Regions from separate parts of the Homo sapiens genome. Here region 2 is linked to region 1. Evidence: read pairs that join two places in POLR2A ChIA-PET (ENCODE). Cell type or tissue: PC-3. All regions are shown on one strand. Links, peaks and the distances in the headings refer to the core of each region. The heading gives the core; the rest is flanking DNA.

Region 1 (8,338 bases), core at 77-8,076:
ACCAGCCTGGCCAACATAGTGAAACCCCATCTCTACTAAAAATAAAAAATTAGCCGGGCACGGTAGCAGGCGCTTGTAGTCCCAGCTACTCAGTAGGCTGAGGCAGGAGAATTGCTTGAACATGGGAGGCGGAGGTTGCAGTGAGCCGAGATCGTGCCACTGCACTCTAGCCTGGGCAACAGAGCGAGATTCCATCTCAAAAAAAAAAAAAAAAAAACTCCTGAACTCAGGAGATCCACCTGCCTTGGCCTCCCAAAGTGCTGGGATTACAGGTGTGAGCCACCACACCCAGCCCAGCCTGGAGTTTAAAAACTACCCTGAGTTGCCACCAGAAATTTTATCCCTCTGAGGCCTCATGGCCCCATGGTGCATGGCTCATCGGTACGACACAGAATGGAGGAATCATTTTGCTAAATCACTGGCTGTCTTGGCATAATGTTAACACAGTCTAACCTCAAGTCAACTTCAGAGGGAATTTTAAAACATAAAAATTTAATCCAAAGGCAATACGTACCACTGAGGTTTCTTCTGATAATATCTGAAGATATGCAAGTTTAGCGGCCAATTGTTTTGCTTCCTGTTTAGTAGAACCTGTACCAATACTATATTCTTTCTGTCCCATTTTGCATTTATAATGAAATCTAGGAGAAATCATAGAAGGTACTTATCCAAACATGAAAAATATAGCAAATCCAACTTAGGATTCAAAAAAAATAACATATTAACAGAGATCTTAAGATAACACCAATTTATTAGATAGATTTATAGTTCATATCTTGCATAATTTAAACCCTCAGTAACATGCCTGACCAATTTCTCTGAATACCCAGGATCAGCTGACATCTGAGCTTGCATTTTCCAGGCAATTTCTAATTTTTTGTTGCTTTGCTGAAAGATCTGGCACAAAGGCACTAAGTGGTGATTTTTTTTTTTTAATTCCCCAAAGGTCAAAAGATACGGAGGTAGAAAAGAAAGAAAGAGATCCAGTGAATTTTTTCAGAGGTGCTCAAATGGGAAGGAAAAAGCCAGCAGAGAAAGTAGGCTTCCACAGGAGAAGCTATGAGGTTATAGTGTAGGGGAAGAGCAAAGCATGGATTCTGCTCTAACTTCACCATTGTCTGCCATCTGCTCATGTGCACAAAAATTTGAGAAAATCCCCACAGTGCAGATTCCCTATACTAAAGTCCACACTCTCCTCCTATTAGATGTAAGGACATTTGTGGTTAGGCAAGGATACTTGGACAATTATATAATAACTATTTTTAAGGGATAAAACAATGGACATGGCAATTTATATCACAGGGTTACTATCTATTACTGAAAAATGATTCCAGTATTTGAACTCCTTTTGCTTTATGTTTCTGTTGGAAGCCATCGAGAGAAACACATCCAAACAGGGTGAGTCTTCCCCGCTAGACCCTGAATTAAATAGCTGGGTTGAGTGACTGGATCATTTCTATAGCTCCTATTTTTTTCAGATACTGCCCCCCCCCGCAAACAGATTTCTTCTTTCTTTTAGGTATCTAATGTTAGCATAATTTAAAGAAACCAAAAAAGTGAGCTACAGAAAATAAAATCATCTCTTAATTATTGAGATTGACTCACAGATTCACTTTTGACTATTTCATTCCAATGAATACTATAACATTTTTCTCTTCCTGGTTTTGGCTCAAAAGCCATGACTGTAAATAGCTGAGTCAATTCATAGAAGTGTATCCTAAAGTGATGATTTAAACTATTTGCCATGTAGATATTTTTTTTCTTCTTTCTCTTTAACTGGTTGGTTGTAGTTGAAAAACAATTGCCTCATACTCATTTGATTTCTGCTTTTTTCAGTTCCAATCCATTCTTTATCCTATTTCCACACATCTTAGCTCACTGGTGATGTTCTCAGTAACTTTGAAACTCTAGTTCATCTGTCTCATCAGATCCCTCAAATCCCGGTCTCCTCATAGTCTAGGGCTAAAGCTCATTCCTTCTGATACATGGTATTTGTTCATTTAATCAAATTTGAAGGACAAATACCTGGACAAAGAGCTCCCTGATCTGACAAGGGTGAAGAGTGATTCTATACATGTGGCAGAGAGGTTTTCAGACAGTTACCACCATCATGTCCTCAATGATGAAAAGATTTCTGTATTCTTCGAGCAGTGGCACCCTGTACTCTCTTGGGTGTTCCACAGACTAAACCATCCAGCTACTTCTCTGAAATAAAGGATTACCCTAATTTGATCAATTATGGTAAATGGGTTCCATGGCTTCAGCAATTAAGCATTTTAATTACAAATTATAAATCCAATTACTTATCAATCATGTAAAACCTTGCATACAGAATGCTTAAAAGGACACATATTTCTGGAAAATTAGACACGAAAATAAACCAACTTTATTGCTTAAATACAATGAAACAGAAAGAAAAGCCAAATTATGTCTTACCCTTCTGGCCCATGCACCCCCGATGCACACTGTTCATAATTTACAGTTAGTCTTTTCTTCTGGGCAATTCTATTGATAAGGCCTATGTAATTCCCCATGGATAATCCTTCTGAAGAATTCGTTGTTGTCAATAATAAAGGACTAACTGCCTACAAAGAAAAAAAATTCCTGTTTAATATAAATGACAACAAAGATTTAACCTTTTAAAAATCATTCTTCTAATAAAATTACTAAATGAGCAATTTGAAAGACAACTTGGATGTTATATATTTTCCTATTATATTACCTTGAGCAAAAGTGTGACTACGTATCTCCCTCTACCAGAAAAAAATCGACGAAGATAGATTTTAACAATAGGAAAGAAGTCACTTTTTCTTGTTTGTCCTTGGAAAGTACTATAACACTTTCTAGCTTGTTATACCCTTTCTAATCTCAAAAAACAAGGCAAGAGATATTACAGTAAAGCTGTATACTGGATCATAACTTAATGAAAAAGATGAATATAATAGCATCATTTCTACTATTATTATCTCTACCTTTTTTTCTTAGTCCGACAAAAATCTTGTCCAAAGTTTTGATATTTTTTTAATTTTTTTCAGACAGGGTGTCACTTTGTCACCCAGGCTAGAGTGCAGTGGTGCAACCTCAGCTCACTGCAGCCTTGACCTCCTGGGTTCAAACCATCTTCCTGTCTCAGCCTCACAAGCACCTGGAACTACAGGCACACACCACCATGCCTGGGTAATTTTTTTGTATTTTTTGTAGAGACAGCGTTTGGCCATATTGCCCAGGCTGTTCTCGAACTCCTAAGCTCAAGTTATCTGCCCGCCTCAGCCTTCCAAAATGCTAGGATTAGAGGTGTGAGCCACCACACCCGGCTGAGTTTTGCTATTTTATTAATCTTGTCAAAAAACTAGCTTTTGGTTTTATTGATCTTTTTTTTTTATTTTTTATTTCTTTTATAGTAATTTCAACCATTGTTATTTTCTTTCTTCTGCTTTTTGGGGGTAAAACATTCTGTTTTTTGTTTTTTCTAACTTCTTGACTCAATTTTCTACCTCATTAATAATTATACTTTGCACTTTTGCTTGAGTTAAAAAAAAATTGGTTAGAAGGGTATCTTTAAGTAGATTTTTCAAGAAAGAACCTTGAAACCTAAATTTTCCCAACATTTTCCAAATCTGAGAATGGCCCTCTGGTGTCTAAAATGTAAATGACTTCATGTTTCATTTTATAAGCATTGCTACACTATCTCCTGGTTTATAATGTTGCTGTGCACAGCATGAAATTTTAAAAATTTTTACATTTTACATAGTTTTCCTCTTCTCTCTAGATGCTTATAAAATTCTTTCCTCATCTCTGGAGCACAGTACTTTCATAAGAATCAATGTTGGGGCCGGGCGCGGTGGCTCACACCTGTAATCCCAGCACTTTGGGAGACCAAAGCGAGTGGATCACGAGGTCAGGAGTTAAACACCAGCCTGGCCAACATAGTGAAACCCTGTCTCTACTAAAAATATCAAAAAATTAGCTGGCCGTGGTGGTGGGTGCCTGTAATCTCAGCTACTCAGGAGGCTGAGGCAGAGAATTGCTTGAACATGGGAGGCGGAGGTTGCAGTGAGATTGTGCCACTGCACTCCAGCCTGGACAACAGAGCGAGACTCTGTCTCAAAAAAAAAAAAAAAAAAGAATCAATGTTGGTCTGGGTGGTTCTAAATTTTCCTGTATCTATTAAGTTGTTTTAATCTGCAGTCAAGTCTTTCTTTATTTCATAAACATTGTCTGCTGAAATCTCTTCAGATCATTTTCTTCTGCACTATTTACTCTGTTCTTATTTTCCGGGATACCAGTCACATGTATATTGGTTCTCCATTACCTGCTCTCTGTAAACACTTGGCTCGCTATATCCACGGGTTTCAAATCCCTGGATTCAACCAATCATGGATCAAAAATATTTGGAAAAAAAATGATGGTTGCATCTGTACTAAATATATGCAGATTTTTTTTCTTGTATTATTCCCTAAACAATACAGCATAACAACTACTTATAGCTGGGTGTGGTGGCTCATGCCTGCAATCCTAGCACTTTGGGAGGCTGAGGTGGGCAGATTGCTTGAGTCCAGGAGTTCAAGACCAGCCTGGGCAACATAGTGAGACTCCATCGCTACAAAAAATGCAAAAATTGGCCAGGTGTGGTGGCTCGTGCCTGTAGTCCCAGCCAGTTGGGATGCTAAGGTGGGAGGATCACCTGAGCCTGGGGAGATTGAGGCTGCAGTGACCCTTGATCATGCCACTGCACTCCAGCCTGGGTGACAGAGTACGACCCTGTCTCAAAAAACGACAACAACAACAACAAAAAAACTATTTACATAGCATTTACATTGTATTAGAGATATTATAAGTAATCTAGAGATGATCTAAAGGATAATCATGTACTACATAATCACATTTTGGTCAACAATGGACTGCATATATGACAGTGGTCCCATAAGATTATAATGGAGCTAAAAAATTACTGTCATCTAATGAGGTCATAGCCACTGTAATGGCTAAATTTCATATTTTTAGTACAGACAGCATTTCGCCATATTGCCCAGGATAATTTTAAACTCCTGGGTTACAGCACAATGCATTACTCACACATTTGTGGTGACACTACTGTAAACAAATCTACTGTTCTACAGTCTTATAAAAAAGTCTAGCACACACAATTATGTATAGTACATAATACTGGATAATGATAAGTAACTTACTGGTTTATATATTTACTATACTTTTTTTATCATTATTTTAGAAGTTACTCCTTCTACTTAAAAAAAAAAAAGTAAACTGTAAAACAGCCTCAGGCAGGTCCTTCGGTAGGTAATCCAAAAGAAGGAATTGCTACAATAGGAGATGACACCTCCATGTATGTTATTGCTCCTGAACACTTTCCAGAGGGACAAAATCTGGAGGTGGAAGATGGTGATGTAGATGATCCTGACGCTGTGTAGGCCTAGGCTGATGTGTGTGTTTGTGTTGTAATTTTTTTTCTTTCTTTTTTTTTTTTGAGACAGGGTCTTGCTCTGTTGCCCAGGCTGGAGTGCAGTCAGAAGATCACAGCTCACTGCAGCCCTGACCTCTCAGGCACGTGATCCTCCCGCCTAGCCTCCTGAGTAGCTGGAACTACAGGCACATGCCACCAAGCCCGGCTAATGTTTTGTGTTTTTAGTACAGACAGGGTTTCACCATGTTGCCTAGGCTAATCTCAAACTCCCAAATTCAAGTGATCCACCTACCTTGACCTACCAAAGTGCTGGGACTACAGGCATGAACCACCACACCCAGCCTTTGTTTTGTTTTGTTTTGTTTTGAGACAGGGTCTCACTCTGTCACCCAGGCTGGAGTACAGTGGCACAATCATGGCTCCTCGACATCCCAGGCATGAACCGCTATGCCCAACCATGATTTAATTTTTTACAACAAAGTTTAAAAGTTAAAAAAAAAAGTTTAAAATTTTAAAAATAGAAAAAAGCTTATAGAATAAACATGTAAAGAAACAAAATATTTTTGTACAGCCATACTATGTGTTTGTTTGTGGTTTTGTGGGTTTTTTTTTTTTTTTTTTTGAGACAGAGTCTTGCCTTGTCGCCCAGGCTGGAATGTAGTGGCACGATCTCGGCTCACTGCAACCTCCGCTTCCTGAGTTCAAGCAATTCTCCTGCCTCAGCCTCCCAAGTAGCCGGAATTATAGGTGCCCACCACCATGCCCGGCTAATTTTTGTATTTTCAGTAGAGACAGGGTTTCACCGTGTTGGCCAGGCTGATCTTAAACTCCTGACCTCAGGTGATCTGCCTGCCTTGGCCTCCCAAAGTGCCAGGATTACAGGCATGAGCCACCGCGCCTGGCCGCGTTTGTGTTTTAGGCTAAGTGTTATTTGGAAAGAGTGAAAATGTTAAAAATAAGAAGTTTATAAAGTAAAAGAGTTATAGTAAGCTAAGGTTAATTTATTATTGAAGAAAAAAAATTTAAATAAAATGAATGTTGCTTATGTATACAGTGTTTATAAAGTCTACAGTGGTAAACAATAATGCCCTAGGCCTTCACATTCATTCACCACCCACTTGCTGACAAACTCAGGGCAACTTCCAGTCCTGCAAGCTCTATTTATGCATGGTATGTGCCTTATATGGGTGTACTTTTGCTTGTCTTTTTTTTTTTTTTTTTTTTTTTTTTTTTTTTTTTTTTTGAGATAGGATCCCCAGGCTGGAGTGCAGTGGCACAACCTCAGCTCACTGCAACCTCCTTCTCCCGGGTTCAAGCAATTCTCCTACCTCAGCCTCCCAAGTAGCTGGGATTACAGGCGTCCACCACCACGCCCAGCTAATTTTTTGTATTTTTAGTAGAGACAGGGTTTCACCATGTTGGCCAGGCTGGTTTTCAACTCCTGACCTCAGGTGATCCACCCGCCTCAGCTTCCCAAAGTGCTAGGATTACAGGTGTGAGCCACCAAGCCCAGCCTTTTGTCTTTTATACTGTATTTTTACCGTACTTTTTCTGTGTTTAGATATGTTTAGATACATGAATACTAAACATTGTGTTACAATTGGCTACAGTATTCAGTACAATAATATGCTGTATAGGTTCGTAGTCTAGGAGCAATAAGCTATACTACACAGCCTAGGTGTGTACTGGTTGTACCATTCAGGATTGTGTAAGTACCTCTATGATGTTTGCCCAATGAGGAAATTGCCCAAAGGTGCATTTCTCACAATGTATTCTCCTTGTTAAGCAATGCATAACTGTATATGGGAAGATGTAAATAGGTTATATGTAAATACTATGCCATTTTATATAAAGGACTTGAGCATCAGTGAATTTTGGCATCCACAGGGAGTCCTGGTACCAATTCCCCACAGAGAGTGAGTGACCACTGTACATTATTCTCCCTACAATCACTTTCATCTCTTTTTCCTTTTTTACTGTACTTCCTCATTTAGGTGGAGGGGACTCCTCCCAGAACCTGTCAGCTCATTTCCCACTGAACACTTCTCACCTTTCCATATTTGTTCAACTTTAGAGTATTTAACTGCTGCTGACACTCTAAATAACTATTATCCAGCTTTGCCCATGGTGTCCTAGGTGTGGCTCTCACTCAGGGTTTCATAGAAATGAAGATAGGGTGAATGACTTAACCAAACTCTTGAATGTAAGGGAACGTGTGAATGGCTTTACTCTGTATGAAAGTATTTTCTCACAGAGAGAAACAGAAAATGTATTTGCAAGTTCCCATTTATTAGGAAAAAAGGCAATCACTCACCTTCTTTTCCTTATTAAGTATCTCAACAGCTAATTTGGCTGCGGCATTTTTTGCTTCCTTCTTTGATCTACCTTCACCTTCTGGAAATTCTCTTCCATCTATTATAACTTGAAATGTAAACCTGATTACAAAGAGAATATTCATAAAATATTATACAACTCATGCACTATCTAAAAACAAGTACTCTAGTCATCACTACCTCCTATGACTACCTTTGAGGGTTTGAACCTACATTCAATATAGCATTTAAGCAGTCACCTCAAACAGTAAAGCAGCATGTCTTGTTGAAGCATGGAAAGGTTTCTACCCTCTTTTCTCTCTGGAGTCAACTGTGGCTCCACCATGGTTCCCACTTTATGCCAAGAGCACTCTCACAAAACTAAAGTGTTGACCTCAAAGTTGTGCCAGAGTTGCCATTCCCCCAGCTTACATTTATAAGGTCATATCTTTTTTCTTTTTTTTTTAATTTTATTATTATTATACTTTAAGTTTTAGGGTACATGTGCACAACGTGCAGGTTACATATGTATACATGTGCCATGTTGGTGTGCTGCACCCATTAACTCGTCATTTAGCATTAGGTATATCTCCTAATGCTATCC
Region 2 (8,338 bases), core at 313-8,312, 190 kb before region 1:
GAAGTAGTACTAGTAATTAAATGATTAAAAATGGATTTTAAACTACGTATTTTACAAACCTAATGCATGGCTAGAAGAGTGACTATAAGAAAGTGAAAGGTTGAGTGAAAGCTGAGGCTAGGTTTCTAGAAAGGGTAAACTGGGGGCTAGATCTGAGGAAAAGGGTCAACTGGGTTTGGGAAAAGGATTTTAGAAAGGATGATCGAGTTTCAAGTTATAGTAGGTCATCCAGGTGAAGACATTAGCAAAAACTGGACATGTACAATTTTAACTGCAAAAAAGTATCAAGACTAGTTAGAGATAATTTTGTAAATCATCCAAAGAAAAGGAATTAGGTAGAGTGAGAGGACTTCAGTCAGAGTAACTGCTGAAAAAAATATATAATTTGGTAATCAATTATCTGAATAGAGATCAGAAGCAAGATCACAAGAGACTGAGAAATGAGTAACCAAAAGCAGAAAAAGAGAAAGACAACAAAGGAACAGAGAGAGAGATGAGACTAGTAAAAAAAACTGAAGGTAGTAAATGTGGTCGTTCAGAGAAATTCAGAGTAAAATGAAGGAGAATGAGGGACAGGATGGCAATACTAATAGATAAGGGAGCTGAGAAAGGGGTTTCTTTTGTTGTTACTGGTTGGTTGGTTTGGTTTTGTTTTTTTTTTTTTTTTTTTTGAGACTGAGTCTCACTCTATCACCCAGACTGGAGTGCAGTGGCTTGATCTCGGCTCACCGCAACCTCCGTCTCTCAAGTTCAAGTGATTCTCCTGCCTCAGCCTCCTGAGTAGCTGGGATTACAGGCACGCGCCATCACGCCCAGCTAATGTTTGTATTTTTAGTAGAGATGAGGTTTCACCATGTTGGCCAGGCTGGTCTCGAACTCCTGACCTCAGGTGATCCACCCGCCTTGGCCTCCCAAAGTGCTAGGATTACAGGCGTAGTTTTTACTTAGGGAAAACTAAAATGGCATGGCAAAGTGGAGATGACCATTGGCATAATGGACTCAAGTCTGTCCAAGGTTAAGAATTACTGCTTGATTATATGCCCCATGTGAGCCAAGACCATATCTGCCTCTTCTCCATGGTATCCCCAGTGCCTAGGAGAATGCCAGATTTCAGGAAGTGTCTAATGCCCCAACCAAAAACCTTGATGAAAAAGCGTAGAATTTTTTAAATTCCACAATGACACATTTTACATGAAGCTTTGACAACTCCGGAACTTGCATATTTTAGCCTTTTTGTGTTTATTCTCACTTACTTGGCTAGCTATAAGCATCTGAAAAGCTAAATCTAAATTTTTTGAGGGGAAGCAGGCTCAGAGACAAGATTACAGTGTTTCAGTGTAAGTTCCAGATAATTGAGGCATTTATATTATTTATTTTAAAAAGCAGAGTTCAAAAAAGTTTAAATATCATAAGATATTGGTAATGTAACATAAAATCAGAAAAGGAGAATGCAAAGTAATGATAACTAGATATTTAAAATAAGATTTATCTACAAGAAAAAATATTCAATTAGTTCTCAATTTAGAAGGAATAAGACACTTGTAAAAAACTTGAAGGCATAGGCTTTAGAAAAGGAAAAAAATGTTACAGGGCCCTACTGATAACAAAAACTTTTTAGGATGTTATGTCAAAGAGATTTCCTGGCAGTCAGTGATTAACACACAAGGCGGGGTGGAAGGAGACAACACTATACTCACAACTACCAAAACCCAAGTGCAATTTGCTACAACTAGCATCAAGTAGCAATTATGAAGCCTGTGGCATCCCTGAAATGACCTCTGTCAAAATGATTTGGTATGGCCCAGGCAATGCTTTATACAATAAAATGCAGACACTATTTGCTGCACTAAAAAGCTCTTTCCAGTGGAAGTTGTAAGGCAGAACTAGCAAGCAGCAAAAGGGACAGATACACTGCTCGCCTAAAACCAAAATATACTGTACATTCACTAAATTTATGACAAACATGGTAAATATCAAAGATGTCTGAAACACAGGTCCTGCCCTTAAGGACACAATTTAGCTGACAGACAAGATATACATATATAGACACATGTTAATACATATTGAGTAACAGTGTAACCTAATATATGATTCATTCATTTAAGAACCACTTGTTAGGCAGCTACTATGTGCCAGTCACTCTACTGACCTTAGAGAAATAAAAATGCCCTTAGGTGACTCAGAGTCTACTGAGGAAACAAATATATACCAAGTATGAGATAGGACGGGTTCTCAACCCCTGGGCCACTGACCGATATGGGTCCATGGCCTGTTAGGAACTGGGTGGCATAGCAGGAGGTGAGCAGCAGGCAAGCCAGCATTACCCGCTGAGCTCCGCTTCCTGTCAGATCAGAGGCAACGCTGATTCTCATAGGAGCACGGATCCTACTGTGAACAGCCCATGCGAAGGATCTAGGTTGTGCGGCACTCCCAAGAATCTAACGCCTGATGATGTGAGGTGGAACAATTTCGTCCCGAAAATACACACGCACGCACACACACACACAATTGTGGCTTATTCAAGAATGACAATACAAAACTCGAATTAGCATTCTAAGAAACAAAAATGTGAAGGGTGGGTAGGCCTGTCTTACATTGGGAAAGGACTATATACATCTATATACTATTAACCTGAAACAAATTTTTTAAGATACCATTTTAACATCTTTTCGGATTAACTGATCAACCACCAGTCTGGATGGTGCTGGATAACAATGCTTCTGCTTTGTAATACAAGCTGTTAGGGAAGCACGAAGCTTCCTTGTGCCTGGAAGTCAGACAGGTTTCCCAGAATTAATGGAATCTTGAAAGATGATTAGAAATTCACCAGGCAAACAAGGGAGAAGAAAACATTTCAGCCCTGCACAGTGACCCTGAAGCACGAGAGAAAAAAAAAAAAAAAAAAGCCAAAATATTTGCTTCTACTTACCATGCCCAGACCCATCACTCAGCCTTTTTCTACAGCAAATTATTTAACCTTTCTTCCCAAATTTCTCACCTATGCATTTGGGAATGATTAATATCTACCACATACAGTTTTACAAGGATTAAAATAGATTGTAGATATAAAGCACTTAGCATTGTACCTGGCACACAGAAAATGCTCAATAAATGAAACTATTATTAATGTTGGCAGATAAAGAACAGAAAGAAGAAACAAAAGATAAAGTACTGGGTTGAATTACTAGGGCCATGGATACCTTCTCCCCTGGCTGACTCTACTTTTCAAGTTCAGCAAGTGCGCTGACCCAGATCACAGGCTCCTCCCTGTTCCCTCCTTTCAGCTTTACACCAATCCACATTCCTCAGGGAGCAGGTTTTGGTTGTGCCTATAATTTAAGCTCTTTTGCTCAATGGTTAACCTTCTCATTTAGGAAGTATAAACAAAAAAGGAACAAATCCCAGAATGGGCTGTAATTTTCCATCAGGTGAAACTGGCATCACCGTTGTGGAATTTGACATGGTGTTTATTTCTCATAACTAGATATACCAGTATTGGATCTGATTTCTCTCACATTCAAATGAATGCTAATGAAACCTGTGTGTTCAGTAATGAAACATTCCCCCGGCCCTTTCCTTGAATCTTTCTGGTGAGTGATGCATATTTGCCACACCCAAAATACCTATTTCACCCAACCTTATTCAATACTTCCCCAGCTCACCTTAATTCCAGGGTTCCTATTCCCTTATTTTTCTCTCCATCTCATCTACAAAACAAAATACCTACTACTTTTGTCTTCTGCCATACTGCTTCCAGTCAATTCTGTAACAAATTTTCCTTCTTCCATATCAATGTTTTCTAATATTCTAATATTCCATTATCTTATACAGATAAGGTCCTTTTTTTTTTTTTTTTTGGAAATGCAGTCTTGCTCTGTCACCCAGGCTGGAGTGCAGTGGCACAATCTCAGCTCACTGCAAGCTCCGCCTCCCAGGTTCACACCATTCTCCTGCCTCAGCCTCCCAAGTAGCTGGGACTACAGGCACCCGCCACCACACCAGGCTAATTTTTTGTACTTTTAGTAGAGACAGGGTTTCACCATGTTAGCCAGGATGGTCTCGATCTCCTGACCTCATGATCCAACCACCTCGGCCTCCCAAAGTGCTGGGATTACAGGCGTGAGCCACCGTGCCAGGCCAAGGTACTTTAAGAAAAAACAGCATTAAGTCTACCAAGAAAGTGATCTTATTTTGTCAAATAACTTTCTGCATAAGAGCAAATACACAGTTAACATATTATTCTGTTCTAACATAGCATATGTAAAACAGCCTAAAAATAGACTAATAATCAGATGTAGTGGGTCAAGACTGTAATCCCAGCTACTCTGGAGGCTGATGCAGGAGGATCAACTGAGCCCAGGAGTGTGAGGCTGCAGTGAACTATGATCATGCCTATGAATAGTCACTGCACTCCAGCCTGGGCAGAATAGAAGAGAGACACAGTCTCTTTAAAATAAAAATTAAAAATAAACTAAAAATCAAATTTTTAGGTTAACCAAATAACATAAAAATTAAAAATAACCTAAAAATCAAATCAAAGTGCTTGATCTTTGCTATATCAAAGATCACAATATTTGATATGTGATCAATAAACAAACTATATTAAAATATATATACAGAACTTAGTTAAGCTACCCTCAGAGCAAGCTAAAAAAGCTCCAAATTTGGCCAGGCGTGGTGGCTCACACCTATAATCCCAGCACTGTGGGAGGCTGAGGCAGATGGATCACTTGAGGCCAGGAGTTCAAGACCAGCCTGGCCAATATGGCAAAACCCTGTCTCTACTAAAAATACAAAAAATTAATTAGGTGTGGTGATGGGTGCCTGTAATCCCAACTACTTGGGAGGCTGAGGCAGGAGAATTGTTTGAACCCAGTAGGCAGAGGTTGCAGTGAGTTGAGATTACACCATTGTACTCCAGCCTGGGCGACAGAGTAAAGCCCTGTCTCAAACAGGGGAAAAAAAAAAAAAAAAAGAGCTCCAAATTTGCAGATTTTTTTAAGATGAAATAAGGATTTTATTTCAGTATTCCCCACAAAAAAATAAAAGTATTTAAGGAAATGAGAGAACCACTTTTTTTTTTTTTTAGATGGAGTTTCACTCTTGTTGCCCAAGCTGGAGTGGAGTGAAATGGCGTGATCTCGGCTCACTGCAACCTCTGCCTCCTGGGTTCAAGCGATTCTCCCTGCCTCAGCCTCCCAAATAACTGGGATTGCAGGCATGTGCCACAACGCCCAGCTAATTTTTTGTATTTTTAGTAGAAACGGGGTTTCACCATGTTAGCTGGGCTGGTCTCAAACTCCTGACTTCAGGCAGTCCGCCAGCCTCAGCCTCCCAAAGTGCTAGGATTAAAGGCATAAGCCACCATGCCCAGTCCAAGAACTACACTGTTAAACACTTCTGAGAAACACAAATTGTTAAAGACTTTCCTGAACCTCTTACTATACCGTTTCACTAAATTATTCTACTCGAAGAAAAACTTCAAATAATCAGTGATAAGAATTTAAATTATGACAGCTATTCAAACCATACTTAATCATCTAAATATTAAAATTCACTTGGCTCCTTCAGGTCAGAAGCAGCTACACAGAGTGAGGGACCAAAAAAAGGAGAGGATATGGTATAGAGAGCAATGCCCTGGCCTGGGTACTAGGACTCATGGGTTCTAAACTAGACTAAACCAATTCACACAGTGACCTGAGAAAAGTCACTTCCTTTCTCTAGCCCTAATTGATGAAACGGGGGATGAGATTACTTAAATTCTAAGGTCCCTCTGAGGTAAAATATTCTTAGTCTAATGAAGAAAGAAAATCGAGAGGGAGGAGGGCAGTGCACATGTGTGCATATGTGCATATGCATGCGTGTGTATCCCTGTCAGCCCTAGAATTCTAGAATTATAAGTGCCGAAATGAAAAATACAGATAAGACATCTTTGTAGAGTTAAGAACAGGTTAATGTGTGCAGTTTCTCCTCTGCCTCTGCTCTTTCCACCCCTCTCCTCCCTTCTTCTGTCTCTTCTCCCCTTCTAACCCCTTCCTCAATTTCTCTCTTGCCTCAAGCGTCCTTTCTGAACTCCAAATCTGCCTCGATTACTACGTCCAGTCCTTAATATCTACAAGCTATCACCACTTACTTCTGCCATCTCTAGCCTGTCCCCTACCTCCAACACACAACTCACTGTCCTCAAACCACTACAGATTGAGTACCGCTTATATGAAATGCTCGGGACCAGAAGTGTTTTAGATTTCAGATTTTGGAATATTTGCATATACCTAATGAGATATCTTGGGGATGAGACCCAAGTCTAAACACAAAATTCATTTATGTTTCATATATACCCTATACACACAGTTTAAACGTAATTTTACTTTTCCCTATGGGATACTAAATAAACTCTGTTGAAAAAGCACCTGCTTTTTCACTGCAACCTGCCACACGAGGTCAGGTATGGATTTTTCCACTTGTGACATCATGTCAGCACTCAAAAAGATTTAGATTTTGAAGCATTTTGAATTTGGGGTTTTTGGATTAGGGATGCTCAACCTGTACTTACAGGACAAAGAGAATGTAAGTAGCTACTATGATAAACGGATCACTGAAACTGGTTCTTGGCTTCTACAATAGGACTTATATAAATAATAAATCTAATGCCTTCTGTCCATAGAAATCTCAACCAACAAAAAAGCAAACCACTTACTGGACACCCATCATATATCACATATTTTGCATATTTATCTTTTTTAAACCTTACAGCGATCCTGCTTAGTAGGGATATTATCACCCACATTTACAAAAATGAGGCCTAGAAAAATTGTAAAATGAAAGTGATAGAGATGTCTGACTCTGAGGCCCATACTTTCAACTGTCCAATTATGATGGTCAACAGATTGTTTTGTCAGATTGGCCACCGAGGCAAGAAACGCCAAAGATCCAAGGACAATTTTATTTCTAATGGCCCAGAATTGAAACCTGGATGCTACACACATTAGCAAATCAAAAGTATAGCTGACATCAAGGAGATAGCAGGTGGGCAAAGGGGACTCTATCCAGATTATCTGAACTTTCAAACACCTTTCATTGACTGCATAGCAAAGGGTTTTGTTTGTTTTAAACTCTGCTTCAGTTATCAAGATTTTGGAGAAAAACTGTAGGTCTCCCTTTACCATTCAAAGAAAAGTAGATTTGAAATAAAGTTCAGGACTAAATAGGCACATCTCTTGATAAAGAAGTGCTGTCTGTCAACATTATTTCTCCCCCAAAAATTAGTAGGGCCATTCTTATTTGTCAGATTTTGAAAGTAAAATAAGAGAATTCAGTTTCCAGTTATGGTGCCCCACAACAATTCTTCTACTGAACGCAGCCAAAAATTCTGGACAAAATATTTTCACAATTTTCTTAAAAGCAACACAAAAATAGGAAGGAATTATCTGGCCAAAATAAAAGGGAAAATGGGAACCCAGTGAGGTAAAGGAACAAAAAGCCATTTTTGCCCTTAGGATATTGACCAATCACAACAAACAGCCTTGCAGGACTCAAGGAGCAAAAATCAAACACCCTACCCCTCCAGAGTGGACAGTCTAATAGGTGATATACCTCACATTTAGCTAGATCCCTAAAGGGCTTATGTCTTCAAAGCAAAGACAAAACAGAAGTATATTGGCCCTCAAATGTATTCACAACCAAAATTCACATCAGCTGGGTGGCCCAAACATCTTAAGTAATGCATTTACTTTAAAGTGATTCCAGGCCTGGCAGTGGCTCACGTCTGTAATTCCAGCACTTTGGGAGGCGGAGGCGGGCAGATCACTTGAGGCCAGGGGTTCAAGACAAGCCTGGCCAACATGGCAAAACCTCGTCTCTACTAAAAATACAAAAATTAGCCAGGCGTGGTGGTGCACACCTATAGTCCCAGCCACTCCGGAGGCTGAGGCACAAGAATCGCTGGAACCTGGAAGGCAGAGGTTGCAGTAAGCCAAGATCACACCACTGCACTCCAGCCTGGGTGACAGTAAGACCATCTCAAAAAATAAAAATAAAAAATAAAGTGGCCCCAGACTGGTAATAACTCTAGACATCTACCAGAAGGAAATGTAAAAAACAAAAAACAAACAAAAAAAAACCTTTCTGAAGAAGATACCTTTATTTGAGAGCTCAGATTAGTCTCATAGTTCTTCTTTTTGTCTTTTTTTTTTTTTTTTTTTTTTTTTTTTGAGGTGGAGTCTCTGTTGCCCAGGCTGGATTGCAGTGGTGCAATCTCGGCTCACTGCAACCTCTGCCTCCCAGGTTCAGGTGATTCTCCTGCCTCAGCCCCCCGAGTAGCTGGGATTACAGGCGCCCA

Evidence for each region. ChIA-PET counts read pairs that join two places held together with the same protein. Peaks named below come from ENCODE experiments on the same cell type or tissue, not always from the same donor. Only the 100,000 strongest peaks of a DNase experiment are listed, where the experiment ranks them.
Region 2: POLR2A ChIA-PET joins it to region 1 with 7 read pairs; 9 of 35 experiments call an interaction of 5 or more read pairs at or near these places.

Annotation. Positions count from the first base shown.
Region 1 is chr2:37,139,117-37,147,454 of GRCh38, forward strand. It overlaps EIF2AK2 (eukaryotic translation initiation factor 2 alpha kinase 2), which reads right to left. Exons shown (of 17, transcript NM_001135651.3): 4 at 7,737-7,857; 5 at 2,437-2,585; 6 at 515-641. Among named protein-coding and RNA genes, the nearest start is that of EIF2AK2, 14 kb to the right of the region's middle. In PC-3, for the core only: a CTCF peak has its summit at 3,630; no DNase peak of the experiment used is centred there.
Region 2 is chr2:36,949,563-36,957,900 of GRCh38, forward strand. All of the region lies in intron 1 of STRN (striatin), which reads right to left. Among named protein-coding and RNA genes, the nearest start is that of STRN, 13 kb to the right of the region's middle. In PC-3, for the core only: no CTCF peak of the experiment used is centred there; DNase peaks (open chromatin) are centred at 2,149 and 3,489; H3K27ac peaks cover 2,004 bases.